Regions from separate parts of the Homo sapiens genome. Here region 1 is linked to region 2. Evidence: chromatin loops called from intact Hi-C (ENCODE). Cell type or tissue: psoas muscle. All regions are shown on one strand.

Evidence for each region. Peaks named below come from ENCODE experiments on the same cell type or tissue, not always from the same donor. Only the 100,000 strongest peaks of a DNase experiment are listed, where the experiment ranks them.
Region 1: a loop joins it to region 2, with 2.4 times the contacts of the local background. A loop is called at or near these places in 2 of 110 quality-filtered maps.

What each region holds. Positions count from the first base shown.
Region 1 is chr9:91,333,523-91,336,022 of GRCh38, forward strand. The region is part of intron 3 of AUH (AU RNA binding methylglutaconyl-CoA hydratase); the gene reads right to left. Among named protein-coding and RNA genes, the nearest start is that of AUH, 27 kb to the right of the region's middle. In psoas muscle, no CTCF peak of the experiment used is centred here; no DNase peak of the experiment used is centred here.
Region 2 is chr9:91,273,604-91,276,103 of GRCh38, forward strand. All of the region lies in intron 6 of AUH (AU RNA binding methylglutaconyl-CoA hydratase), which reads right to left. Among named protein-coding and RNA genes, the nearest start is that of AUH, 87 kb to the right of the region's middle. In psoas muscle, no CTCF peak of the experiment used is centred here; no DNase peak of the experiment used is centred here; H3K27ac peaks cover 326 bases.

The sequences.
Region 1 (2,500 bases), 60 kb after region 2:
TTTTATTAGACATGCATCACAATGAGATAGATGGGACTACCTTCCCTCCTCTCATTATTTCATATATTCATGAATGAGTATTATTTACTGCTAGAGTGAGGCAGGATTTACCATCAATTTTACTCATGCTGAGAAAACCTTTTCACATAAACAAGGAAGATGTTTACTACAGCAATGTCATTCCTTTAGCACTCTGGTGAAAAAATCACATCGTAATCAAGAAACATCTAACAAGTTCCCAACAATTCTAGTAAACTGTCTTCAAACTATGTTGAAAGCAAAGAACCAGAAACTGCCAGAATAAGAATCTCAGCTGAAATTCTCAACATTAATATTTTAAAGGCCTCTTTTTTGGCAATTCATAGGCTTTTTTCCCCTCCCTGTAGCAACAAAGCAAAGATCAGGAATAACTTTCCATTGTGGAAGAGGCAACTATGAAGAGAAAGAGAACTGGAACCTCCAGTTCAGCCTGAAGAGTTTTATGACAGGGTACACGTTATGTATTAGACAGACCCTTTATGTATTAGACAGATGTGTGCACCTCCTGAGGCCTAGAAACATCCCAGCCCCAGCCAGGGGATCTCTGTTTTTAAGTCACATCAGTCAGAAGTCAGTTGCCAGGTCATATGGAATGCAAAGTGGCTGCACATCCACACACTGCCTCCAGTACACGGCATTGTCATACTTGCTGTGATGACTCACTTTATGTGTCTACTTGTCTGGGCCACAGGGTGCCCAGATAAAATACAGTTTCTTGGTACGTCAGTAAGGGTCCTTCTGGATGACTAGCATTTGAATTCGTGAACTGCAAAGAAGCAGCCCTTCCCATGTGGGTAGCCATCATCCAATTCCCTGAGGGCCTCAATAGAACAAAAGGTGAAGGAGGAAGGAACTGGCCTCTATTTTCCGCCCCACTGCTAGAGTTGGGACATCTCATCTCATCTTCCCCTGCCCTTGGACTAGATTTACACTGGCTCCCATGAATCTCAGGCCTTTGGACGCAGACTGAATTACACCACCAGCTTTCCTGGGTCTCCAGCTTGCAGATGTAGACTGTGGGACATTTCAGTTCCATAATCCCGTGAGCCAATTCCTCACAATAAATCTTTTATATTTCTATTGATACTATTTATCTGGAGAACCCTAATACACTTATTAAATTGTGGCAATCTAGTGAATGAGAAATGGTAATTTTAAGTTGCATTTTTCTCAGAAGTAAAAGATGAAATGCTTCACAAAATTGTAGGGGGTTATTACGCAGTGATTAAAGTCATGATTTCAATCGTTCCAATTTTTGTACATGTGGTGCCAATTCGAACACCCTGGTCTCTTGATCCCACTCCAAACAGGCTTTTATTCTCTCCAATAAAGCCAAATAATCAGGTCAAGATAACCAATGATTTCCATGTGGCTAAATCCACATCTTAACCTGCAAGCAAATCTGGATAAAGCGGGGATTCTCCTGAGTCCTGGAATATCTCCAACTAGGACCAGGAAACTAGTCTGTTTTTCTTTCCCGCTGCTCTTACGTGGTGGTTGTCAGGGGTACCCTAGCTTCATAAAATGAGCTGGAAAAGACTCTCTTTTTCTATTTTCTCAAAGAGTATATAAAGACTGGAATTATCTGCTCCATGAATGCTTAGGTGTAAATGTAACATTCTTCTGAAGTCATTGTGGCCCGGTGCTTTCTGTGTGGAAAGATCTTTAACTGATGCTTCAATTTCCACATTGCTCTGGTATTACTAGTTTTCTATTTCTTAAGTCAGTTTTGGTTAATTTTTATTTTCTAGTAATTTATCTATTCCACCTAAAATCTTGACTTTATTGCACATTCTTAACATTATCTTACCAGTTTAATCTCTGTGGAATTTATATCTATGGCTCCCTTTTCCAATCTGAATATTGTGTATTTTTTCCCTCACTCACAATTAATCTTGCCAAAAGTCTGACTATTTGGCTTTTCAAAGAAGCAGCTCTAGGCTCTATTATCCTTACTACTTAATGTGTTTTCCATGTCATTAGTTTATGCTCACTTCATTTCCTTTCATCTACCCTATTTGGGTTATTCTGCAGTTATTTTTTCACTTAAGGTACATGCTTAGTTTATTCATTTTCAGCCTTTTTTCTTTCCTGAAGTCCAACCTTAGCTATCTTATACAATTTTTAAAGTATTTTTTGTTAGCATTTAGTTCTGAATGCTTTCTAATTTCCATTAAGATTCATTTGCTGAGCTGTAAGTTATTTAGAAGTTATCTTAAATTTCCCAATGTAGGGGACTTTTTCTAATTACGTTTTTTGTTAATGACTTCTAACAACTGCCTGTGGTGACAGAATGTGGTCTGATGATAGCTGTCCTCTGAAATCTGTGGAGGTTTTATGGCCTAGCAGATGGCTAATTTTCATAAATAGTCCATGTGTGCCTGAAACGAATGCCTAGCCATCAACCACTGTGGATGAATGTCCACAAAGGTATATTACATTAACCCTCAGTAGACCAGGA
Region 2 (2,500 bases):
GCTCAAAATAAAGGTACCAAATTGAAGTATTTAAAACCCTCTGTCTTTATAACAGATGTTTTTAAGGCATCAAAAATAACATGCATATGTGTACATTCATGAGGCAAATCAGTAAAAAATAATTACACAGTGGCCCCCAAACCAGGCATTGGCAGGGGGATACCTCCAGTTCCAGAGCAATCACTGACAAACAAATTCAGTGGTTTGCATCTTAAAAGGATCTGAGCTCTTTGACGAACAATTTTTGCCACTTTAATTCTGCACAGCCATAAAACACAAATAATTCCAGAATCTTAATATACTTTCTTTTCTCTCTTCTCAGAGGTGGAAAAGGGCTGACCAGGTATATTTGAATTTAAGAAAGACAATCTGTTCTTTTGAGTCTAAGGATTAAAAATAACGGGCACACAAGAGAAGGTCTCTCTCAAGGTGTTATGTAGGGCAGGGAAACAGGTACTGAAACTGTGCCTATTGAAAAGCAAACTACAGCAACAAAAGAAATGGAAACAGAATACAAACGTGCAAAGCATACTGATTATTAGCAGAAACAAATCCAAAAAAAATATATAAGCCTATTTTCTGGGTATGCCTCCTAAAAATCCTAGAAAATACAAAATATAGAGAAAATCATTTTATTTCATTTAACAAATATTTACTAAGCACCTATCATGTAATGAGCAATGGGCTAGATACTGTTAATACAGTAGTCAATCAAATGAAACAGTTCCTTCCCTACTGGCACTCAGAGTGTTATGATGACACATCAATGACCTCATCAGCACTAGCAAAGAGGTGAAACTGCAAACTGGAAGATGACAGGATGTTATAAGGTTCTTATTTCAATACCTAAGGATGTGTTCTTAATATACTTGAATTAAAAACTCAAATCCTTTAGGATTTTACAATACAGTACTTATTTTCTGTTGAATTACTAGTAGTAGTTGTAAGCCTTATGAATAATTAGCAAAAAATGTATAACTGCAAAGTCAAGTGTATAAAAATTGAGAAAGTAAATATCAGATTGGCAACTCAATTTATATTTCTAAATAACAGAGGACTTAATCCACATTAAATAAATCTTTATGTAGGTTAACAACAACAAGATGAAAGTGAACTTCAGATAAGGAAGATAAACATCTACTAAACAGTCAAATATATAAAATTAAAGCATAGAAAAGGCCCCAGATCCATAAACCTGGCTAACCAAGCTTCACCTAAGGTTCCTGTTCAATTTTGCTAAAGAAGGCTATATGACCAATCCTAGGAGAATTAAACTTCCTTAGTAGTTCAAAATGATGCTATATCTGAAACTTGCTCTCTAAGGGAAATTAAACTGAACTAGTTGCTCCTAACCACACAGAAGAGAGTAACAATTAGGCAAGGAAGGGGCTGGGATAGCAAAAGAGAAAAAAGGACATCCATTAACACTAAAACACATTAAGTTACAGTAACAATGATGACTAGTACAACACACACTGGGTGGTGATCTACCAGAACCCTTTCAAAGCCTTCTACATGTATTCATTCCTGTCATCCTCCCAATGCCACTATAAAATATGCATGACCACTCTTGCACTTAAGGATTAGGACAGAAACACAGAGAGGCAAGTCACTTTCCCAAAAGGCCACAGAGCAAAGTTTCAGATCCAGGCAGCCCTGCTCCAGGGCTCCAAATCACCACGGAGCAACAGGTGAGGTTAGTGGTTTTGTAACAGCCCATATTTTCTCAATCTCTTTTTGAAACACTGATGTGATACATGACTGATTTCAAAGTAGCTCATTTTAAATATTAGGCATTCTTGGACCTGTGAAAAATTAATCTTAGAGGAGCTCTATGGTGATTTCTCATTTTTCAAACACTTGCTTCTGGCTGGGAATAGAACGGGAACTTCCCTAGGCATGTTTAAAGTTGGCCATAAAAAAAGGTAATGCAAAAGTACAGTTAGATAATTAAATAAGTGTTCTCAACCACTTGACAGAGTGAATCTTAACACGGCATCAGGTAAAAGTTTGCTCCTTTGTTTTCATAAAATGTCAACCACTTCAACAGGCCAAATCTCCAAGCCGAACAGAAATCCCATAACTTATCACCCAAAAGGATGACTATGGCCATTTCCAGAGGCTTTCTCTGCCACTGAAATGCTAGTGATCAAGTGTAATTATTAACAGGTCAAGGAATAAATTGATTCCAGGGCAGTGGAAATTATGTTGATGAAATGAAAAGTGGTCTTGCTGACAATGCATTATCATTTCTAGACAGCACATCTGAACATCAAATCTCACATCATGGAGATGTGCCAAATGCCAGTGACCTAGTTTCATTAGGGTGGGAAAGATAGAGCAATCTATCCTTTGAGACTAGTACCAAAATAGCTTTCTAAAATACAGCTTCATGCATTAAAGGTTTTAAGTGATTGTCCATGGAAGGACAAAAGTAATAACCAGAGCCAATATCAAATACAAATTTCCTTTACGTACCCCATAAGCTAATGGGGTACAT